2 separate regions of the Homo sapiens genome follow, and region 2 is linked to region 1. Evidence: chromatin loops called from intact Hi-C (ENCODE). Cell type or tissue: Caco-2. All regions are shown on one strand.

Region 1 (5,000 bases):
CACCTTTACTGTGTTCCAGAGGTTTTGATTGGTTGTGTCACTATTGTCGTTCAGTTCAAAAAAATTTTAATTTCCACCCTGATTTTATTTTTGACCCAATGATCATTCAGGAGTAGGTTATTTAATGTCCATGTATTTGCATGGTTTTGGAGGTTTCTTTTGGATTTATTTTCCAGTTTTATTCCACTGTGGTCTGAGAGAGTGCTAGATATAATTTCAGTTTTCTTAAACTTTTTGAAGCTTGTTTTGTGGCCTATTGTATGGCCTATCTTGGAAAAAGTCCCATGCACTGTTGAATAGAATGTACAGTCTGCGATTGTTGGATGGAATGTTCTGTATATATCTGTTAAGTCTATTTGTTCCAGGGTACAGATTAAATCCATTGTTTCTTTCTTGACTTTCTGTCTTAATGACCTGTCCAGTGCTGTCAGTGGAGTATTGAAGTCCCTCACCATTACTGTGTTGTGGTCTATCTCTTTGCTTTGGTCTATTAGTAATTGTTTTATAAATTTGGGAGCTCCAGTGTTAGGTGCACGTATGTTTAGGATTGTGATATTTTTCTGTTGGACAAAGCCTTGTATCATTATATAATGCTCCTCTTTGTCTTTTTTAACTGCTGTTGCTTAAAAGTTTGTTTTGTCTGATGTAAGAATAGCTAGCCCTGCTCACTTTTGGTGTTCATTTGCATGAAATGTCTTTTTTCCACCCCTTTACCCTAAGTTTGTGTGAGTCTTTATATGTTAGGTGAGTCTCTTGAAGCCAGCAGATAGTTGGTTGGTGAATTCTTAGCCATTCTGCAATACTGTATCTTTTAATTGGGGCATTTAGGCCATTTACATTCAATGTTAGTATTTAGATGTGAGGTACCATTCCATTCATCGTGCTATTTGTTACCTGTATATCTTGATTTTTCATTGCTTTTGTTTTTGTTTTTTCAATTGTATTTTTGTTTTATAGGTCCTGTGAGATTTATGCTTTAAAAAGGTTCTTTTTTGATGTGTTTCCAGAATTTGTTTCAAGATTTAGAGCTCCTTTTAGCAGTTCTTGTAGTGGTGACTTGGTAATGGCAAATTCTCTCAGCATTTGTTTGTCTGAAATACTGTATCTTTCATTCATATATGAAGCTTAGTTTTGCTGGATAAAAAATTCTTGGCTGCTAATTGTTTTGTTTGAGGAGGCTGAAGATAGGACCCCAAAGGGTGTGGAGTTTCTGCTGAGAAATCTTCTGTTAATCAGATTTTGCCTTAAAGTTTTCCTGGTACTTTTGTCTCACAGCTCTTAAGATTTTTTCCTTCATCTGAACTTTAGATAACCTGATGACAATGTGCCTAGGTGCAATGATCTTTTTGCAATGAATTTCCCAGGTGTTCTTTGTGCTTCTTGTATTTGGATGTCTAGGTCTAGAGAAATGCCGGGGAAGTTTTTCTCAGTTATTCTCCCAAGTATATTTTCCAAACTTTTAGATTTTTAGATTTCTCTTCTTCCTCTGAAACACCGATTATTCTTAAATTAGGTCATTTAACATAATCCCAGACTTCTTGGAGGCTTTGTTAATATCTTCTTATTTTTTTCTTTGTCTTTATTGGATTGGGTTAATTCAAAGACCTCATCTTCAAGCTCTGAATTTATTTCTTCTGATTGTTCAATTCTATTGCTTAGACTTTCCAGAGCATTTTGCATTTCTATAAGTTTGTCAAATGTTTCCTGAAGTTTTTATTGTTTTTTTATTTGTGCTATCAATTTCCTTGAATATTTCTCCTTTCACTTCTTATATCATTTTTGGATTTCCTTACATTGGGCTTTGCCTTTCTCTGGTGCCTCCCTGATTAGCTTAATAATTATACTCTTGCATTCTTTTTCGTGTAAATCAGAAATTTCTTCTTGGCTTGGGCCTATTGCTGGTGAGCTAGTGTGATTTTTTTATGTGGCTTCCTAAGAGCTGAGCTGTTGTGATTGTTATCTCTGTTCTGGATCTAGCCATTCAGCAAGTCTACCAGGCTCTGGGCTAGTACTGGGGGTTGTCTGCAGAATCTTGTGATGTGAACCATCTGTGGTCTCTCAGCCAGGGGTACCAGCACCTGTTCCAGTGGAGGTGGCAGGGGGTGAAATGGGCTCTGTGAGTGCTCTTAGCTTTGATGGTTTAATGCTCTATTTTTGTGCTGGTTGGCTTCCTGCCAGGAGGTGGAACTTTCCAGAGAGTATCAGCTGTGGTAGTATGGGGAGAAACAGGTGGTAGGTAAGGCCCTAGAACTCTCAAGAGTATATGCCCTGTGTCTTCAGTTACCAGGGTGGGTATGGAAGGACCATGTGGTGGGGCCATAGATAGGTGTGTCTGAGCTCAGACTCTCTTTGGGCGGGTCTTACTTTGGCTGCTGTGGGGGATGGGGGTGAGGTTCCCAGGTCAACAGAGTTATGCTCCTAGGAGGATTATGACTTTGTTTACTGTGTCATTCAGGTTATCAGGGAAGTGGGGAAAAGCCAGCAGTCATAAGCCTCACCCAGCTCCCATGCAACTGGAAGGGCCAGTCTTACTTTCACCATGCTCACCCCAACAGCACTGAGTCTGTTTCCAGGCAGTGAACAAGCAGGGCTGAGAACTTGCTCCAGAGTACCCACCTCCCAGCTGCAAAGCAAATAAAGCTTTCCTTCTTTCCCCACCTGTGGAATCTGCAAGCCAGCTTCACCCCTCCCATCGAGTTCTGGTCAGGAGGCTTCTGGTTGAGTTCAAATTGCTATAAAGTTCAGCTGGAGCCTTCCTTCTCCCTGTGGCCTTTTCCCAGTACCTCTGGCCACCCTCCCGAAGGACCTTTGTAAGGCCAGGCAAAAATGGCTTGCTAGGGGACCCAGTGATCTCCCAGGGCTTTTTCCAACTGCTTCCTCTTCCCCTATATTTTGCTTGGCTCTCTAAATCGACTCAGCTCCAGGTAAGATCAAAATCTTCTCTTTTAATCTAAGCCTTCAGCTTCCCCAGTGGGGGTGTGTGTTCAGGGGCAGATAATCTCCCTTTCCCACTTCCACAGTTTGGGCACTCACAGTATTTGGGGTGTCTCCTGGGTCCTGCAGGAGCAATCTGCTTCCTTCAGGGGTCTATGGATCTTTTCAGGTTTGCTGCAGTCATTTTCTGCAGGATTTATTCCAGTCATTCTGGAGCAAAAATGCACGATGCAAGCCTCCACACGTTGCTCTGTCCATCTGAGTCGGAGCTGCAATCTTGTCTTACTTCTAGTTCGCCATAATCCACTGCCCTCGAGGTTTTCTTTTTTTTTTTTATTTTAATTTTGTTGTGTACACTATTTAACTTTCAAGATATTCAAGCTGCTACTTGGATTTAATGAGGATTTGAAGTAATGGGTTTGGCTTTCTCATATTTCTGGATGCCATTCTCCCAAAATGTTGACTTTATTTGTCCATTACAAAAATTGCATAGAGTGATGAAGTTATGGCAGAACAAAGAAGAGGAAAAACAGAATGAAGAAGACTGAATCTGACTTTTGACCCAAGTCTTAGGGAAGTGAGATTGGATCGTAATGTAGCAGGAGGCTTAGGATCTACCCTGTGGGGATAAAATAGATTGTTTGCAGCTTGAAGGGAGGAAACCTTAAGAAGGAAAGCCTGTGAGCATCAGGAAAAGAATATGTGGCTTGTAAAAGAGGTCAAAGAGATTTTAATTCTCTAAGGGAATTACCTCTGTTTTACTTGCTATTTACTATTTATTAGGGCCTAGTCTCCACAAAGTTAGATATCATCTGGCAGATTTATTTCCAGTACAAAGGATAACCCCAAAGTATATGTTTTATTGTGATTTTGCCCATAATAAGTGAATACATCTGCTCTTAGAATGGTTCCCCAATCTCTCCATTCTCTACCTGATGATCCTAGTGGATGAGAAAATTAAGAATGGAAAATCTTACCCTCCACTGGCTGGAGCAAATGAGCTAATGATACTGCCTACCTAACTGAGCCTTCTATGGGACAGACACCTTTATCTCAAGCTTCTCGATGTTAACACCACAACAGCAAGCCCTAGCTTTAGGGACAAAGCCTGCAGCTTTCAAGCTCTTCTGTTTATGGCTGAGTAGGTTTAAGTGTTCAGCTTTTGTTTGGGTAGTTATTATTGGCTTCAGCTAATCAAGTTAGTTTAATCGTTTCATATTTGTGCATCTATTGTTTCAGAATCTGGGGAGGAGATAGATATTAAGAAAAAACTGTTAAAAACTTAGATATATGGCAACAGGATGGTGTATATCTTCTGCATGTACAGTAGCATTGTATAATTGGCTTACCCAGGAGATTTTTATCCTCCTAGTGATAAACCTCTGTTTTACCTGTTATTTACCATTTATTAAGACCCAGGTCTCCATGACATTAGATGTTAACTTGCAGGGTTTTGTGTTCAATAGAAAAAAAAAATTGCAACATTTATAGTTTACATTAGCTTGTTCTGTATCAAACCTATCAATCTCATTGCAACATTCTTCATCAGCATCAATAAATAGTGTTTCATAAATGTGTGCTGAACCTGTTTTACCATCTCAACAGTTCTCATAGTAATGAGTTAAAGAATTGTGTATAAACACAACAAATGTATTTTAAAGTGGTGCAGCATCCCCTTCATAACTGCTTCCTGGGTGAGTCTTGGAGTACTTTGAAAACAGTGATAGTGGTTGAGGTATGAGCTCTCACAGGGAACATTTTGTATTTTACAGAGTGTTTTCAGGAGAAATATCAGTCATGATAAGAATTATGAACTCTGGAACGAAATAAAAAATGGTGAAGACATTTTTATGTTAGCATTTTAAGGCCTTTGAAATAGAATTAGTATCCAAAATAACCATGCCTATGACCAGTCCTACATTAACAAAGAAAAATAAAATAAAATTTCCCCATAGCTTATGAATTTTCTCTTGTAAGTGAATGGTTGCATGCATTCAGGGATAGAATCAATGAAAGGCTAGAAATGGAAATGTCCTAATGTTTAAAGAAAAAGATCCTAAGTAGAT
Region 2 (5,000 bases), 130 kb before region 1:
GGAAAATAAAGAAAACTCAGTTGAAATACGAGTTAAAGACTTCCTTTTGAAAAGTGGACATCTAAATGGCTAATTAACACACAAAAAGTTGTTCATAACGTAAGACATCAGAGAAATGCAAGGAAAACTTCAATGGGATAGCATACTACATCTACTGGAATAGCTAAAAGATATATGATAAAAAATGAAATGTTGGCAAGGACACTGAACAATCAGAATTCATACGCTGCTTGTGGGAATGTAGTTTTTTTTGTTTGTTTGTTTTGTTTTTTTTTTTTTTGAGACTGAGTTTTGCTCTTGTTGCCCAGGCTGGAGTGCAATGTCGCGATTTTGGCTCACTGCAAACTCTGCCTCCCAGGTTCAAGCAATTCTCCTGCCTCACCCCCCAAGTAGCTGGGATTATAGGCATGTGCCACCACACCCAACTAATTCTGTACTTTTAGTAAAGATGGGGTTTCACCATGTTGGTCAGGCTGGTCTCTATCTCCAGACCTCAGGTGATCTGCCCACCTCGGCCTCCCAAAGTGCTGGGATTACAGGCATGAGCCACCGTGCCCAGCCTGGGAATGTAAATATTTTACATCTACTTTGGAAAATTATTTGGTTCTATCTTTTAATCTGTACCAATGAATACTAATTCCATTCATGTTTATAAGCTCGACACAAATATATACAAAGGCTCAACAATACACAGATGTTATGTTCACAGAAGCACTATTCATAAAAGCTACAAAGTAGAAAAAAATCCAAATTCTCATCCACAGTTGACTATGGTTCATTCAGAGAATGGGTACAGGTTCCAGTAGCTGCATACATAGCCATTGTTGCTGCATACAAAACCATTTCAAATACACCAGAATAAAATAACAAACAATATGGCCATAGATACTGTGAATCAGAAATTGAGATAAGGCACAGCAGGGATAATTTATCCCTATTACATGATGTCTGGGGCCTCAGCTGGGAAGACTTGAATGGTTGGGGCTGACTTAAATGGCTGGAAACCAGAAGCTTTTGAATATTACTTCACTGGAGTGATTGATATCTAATTGGGATTATTCAGTTGGAACATTTGCATGTGACTTGGGCTTCTCTGAGAATTTCAGCTGCATTCTAAGAAGGGAGGATCCCAAGAAGGAGTATATGAGGAGCTGGTGTTTCAAAAAATAAGAACTAAGCTGCAGTGCTTCTTCTGATCTAGCATTAGAAGTCATAAGTCACACCCTATTCATTAAGCCACATTGCACTGATTACAAGAAAGTCATTAATGTCAGGATAATCCAAGTGGATAGGAATTGGATTCCATCTCTAGGAAGCAGCAAGCTCAATTTGAAGATCATGTGGGTTGGGAGACACTGTGTGGCCATCTTTGAAAACAAAATCTGCCACAGAGTACAGTGATAAGATTGACAACTATATCAATATAGATGAATCTCTCAAACATTCTGTTGAATTAATGAAACTAGACACAAAAGTGTGTATGTTGAATGAATTAATTTATACACAAAATATGAAAACGCAACACATTTATTTTTTATGTATCAGTATGGTGATTAACTATTGGAATAGTAATTGAAAGAGAACAACAAAATTATTTCTGAGGTATTTGTTATTTTTCTTTTATGAGTGCTAGTGACAAGGAATGTTTAGCATGTGAAAATTCATTAATTGTTCAGTTATGGTATAAGCTTTTTTCCTGTATATATATATATATGCAAAATATACATATATATGTATAATTTCAAAAAAGTTAAAATAAAAAGAAAAATTCTTTCAATTTATTTATATTCAGTATATATAGTTTTGTCAATATTTTGAGATCTTTTATAAACGTTTCTCTTTTTTTCAGTCATTGCTTTGCAGTGTCTTTATTTCTTCAATCACATATCTGCACAAAACTATTGCAAAGATGCATGCTACTGTGTTACACATAATACTTGAAAAACGACGCTGGTATAACTGCTTATTCTTTACTTAACACAAAATAATTGACTTCCAAAGGTAAAATTAGTCTCACCACTATTTGCTTCTACTTGTTAAAAAAATTAAAAGTTATTGAAAAAGGCATGAAGAATTATAATACATGAAGAAGCCATTATCTTTTAATGGTATTTATAAATATTCAAAAAGTTATTTTTCCAAGACATTTAGAAACTGCTATTTTTCCTTATAAATACTATTTTTTTCACACCTACCTCTAATCTTATGATAAATCATTTCCGTTTTTGCTTTAACACATATCCAGATTCCAACCGTTTTCTTCCACCTTCACTACTATTACTCTGACCTGAGCCACTGTGATCTCCCACTTAGTTTTTAAATAGTATCTTCTAGGGATCCTTGCTTAGTCCTTGCCCCTTGCATTCTAATTCATGACACAGCAGCCTGAGTGATGATCTTAAATCTATCAGATCATGTAGACTATGTTGTTCTTATGCAACTCATTTCCCAATGGCTTTGATGTCACTCAGAGTAAAAGTCAAAATTCTCAACAAAAGCAACAATGCCCTACAATACCTCATCTGCTCTCCCAACTTGTTCTCTTTGCTTTAGTGAGCTAGCCTTCTTGCTTTTGTAAAAAATGTTAGCCAAGCTCTTATCTTGGCTATTTCTGTTTGCATTTCTCTTTACATAAACGTTTTTCCTCAGCTCTTTGTATGACCTGTTTGTTCTCTTTCTTCTTTCTGGTATCTGCTCAAATTTCACCCTTTCATTGAAGCTCTTCTCTTGACACTGTATTTAATATTTCAAGCCTTTTTCAGTCCCCGTCATTGCTATTTGTTCAGTCTTTCCCTGCTTATTTTTTTCCCAAAGCACACATATTTTCACATATTTATTATTTATGCATGTTTTTGTATTGTACATCTCCTCTACCCCATTTTCACCCTTAACAGAGTGAATTCTATTTCCATAAAAACAAGATGTTTTAACTCTGTGTGTGTGTGTGTGTGTGTGTGTGTGTGTGTGTGCATGTGTGTGTGCGTGCACGCACAGGCACCTCAGGCCCTTTGCCCTTTCTGTATTCTCTTTCTGAAACAACTTTCTCTACTCACTGTTTTACGTCTCTTTTTCAACTTTCATGTTTAATGTTTAAGCTTAAATGTCATCTTCCCAGGGAATGTTTTCTTGGTCATTCTATAAAAAGTAGTCTGGCTTTCTACCTTTTATTTCCTATCATATTTCTCTATTTATTTCTTACACAGATCTTTAACATTATGTGGTTATCATATTCACTTAATTATTGAATTGATTGTCTTTCTAAATGAAATATAATCTCAGTGACAAGAACCTCATTAGAAATTGAATGTGTGAATAGGATGTGTTGAATAGATTTTAGCTGAATACTGGACTTTTTTTTTAACAGTTCCTCTTTATAGATAAAGCTTATATCTACATTTTTGAGTATATTTTTTATTATATCAGTAAAGAGAGCTGAAAAATAGGGTTTTGTAATAATTTTCTTTCTCATCATATGAAACTTTCTTTTCACTTCTACTTTTGGGAGTACACTAATTTATTTTTCGGTTGACATATTTCCTTCATAGAAAAAATAAATCTTACTTCACCCACAGGTCCAAGGATGAGCCTGCTAAATCCTGCAGTAATCTCCAAGTCAATTAACTACAAAAATTCCTTTAGCTTCAAGATTGGGGTATGGCTGACTCTGAGACGGAGAGATGAAAGAGAGGTTTGCTGGGAGCTTAGGCAAAAGAAGTTTTCTGTTTCCTAAAATAAAGCCACCAGAAGATATATCTCACCCTCATGAATTTGTGTTCTGTGATTGTGAAACTTTGACCTTCATCGTTAGATTGTTCTCATGAAGGACACCATTGTAGGAATGAACACAGAGGAATTCACAGGGAAAGATGTAGCCCAGACCTACTGGATATAGCTAGATTGAATCCAGTGACCTCTGGACTTTTAGTTGTGTGAGCAAATACACTTGTTTATTTTATCCATTATAGTTGGCTTTTCTGTACTTGCAGCCAAAAGCAGCATAACTGAAATTCAGTTTTCATTCTCATTCATTCTCATATTTAACACCACTTTCTGCTATTGTACTCAACTAGAAGATTCTTCCATTGCTTAGGGCTCATATTGATTTACATGTCACCATAGCTATTGGGGGAGGTGTTTTATGGTAGAGACCTCATGCCTATTACCTTCACATTGCTTTGAATACACATAATATTTTTTAGTGAACTTCCAAACATGAGACCCTAGTTCCTGTCATTATTACTGTTATTGATTAGTTTAGTGTCTTCCAGCAACTAAAATCAATTAAAAGTCAAAGGTAATGCTATTTTGTTCTTTATTCCACAGACTATTCACTGATGGGAGTTTCTTTCAGGTAGTAAAAGACCAATTTTAGAGTTTGTCTGCCTCTTTCAAAGTTGTGTAATCTTTCATCAGTAAATATTGATTCATTTTCAGTCAAGCTGGAAATGTTTTAGAGAGTAACTTTCAGTAAAATTAACCAGTCTTACAAGTCAGTAAAAGCTAAACATTCTTGGCAGTGCACTCCACTTCCAAATGTGTTGGAACTGTTCTCTCATATTACGCCTTCTGTATTATCATTGTTAACATACAGTGAATGTAGTACTTTTCCCTTTTGTAATACAGTAATAGATAAACAAAAGTATGTAATAACTTGACTATGATGTAATGGTATGTTCAATTTATTTCATGAAAGCAGGTAAAACTTGCCAACATATAGCATAATATTTTCCTTTAACTTATTTTCCCTCTGTTTTAGAGTATCAAAAAACCTTATTCTGCTGGCTCTGAGGCTACAGATAAATAAAAATAGGTTTGAAAATACTGTGGCTATTTTATTTACGAAAAACAATTTTTCCTGTTTACATTTTTTAAGAGAATTTATCTAAAATTAAATTACCTCTTAAAAGAATAATTAAGAGGATAATTAAGACAGGACATTTCTATACTTTAAGATGTTACATAACAACTAGAGGTTTAGATGAACAACATGAATATATTAT

Evidence for each region. Peaks named below come from ENCODE experiments on the same cell type or tissue, not always from the same donor. Only the 100,000 strongest peaks of a DNase experiment are listed, where the experiment ranks them.
Region 2: a loop joins it to region 1, with 8 times the contacts of the local background. A loop is called at or near these places in 2 of 110 quality-filtered maps.

What each region holds. Positions count from the first base shown.
Region 1 is chr14:43,649,135-43,654,134 of GRCh38, reverse strand. No RefSeq gene overlaps it. Among named protein-coding and RNA genes, the nearest start is that of LINC02307, 730 kb to the left of the region's middle. In Caco-2, no CTCF peak of the experiment used is centred here; a DNase peak (open chromatin) is centred at 2,504.
Region 2 is chr14:43,778,254-43,783,253 of GRCh38, reverse strand. No RefSeq gene overlaps it. Among named protein-coding and RNA genes, the nearest start is that of LINC02307, 610 kb to the left of the region's middle. In Caco-2, no CTCF peak of the experiment used is centred here; no DNase peak of the experiment used is centred here.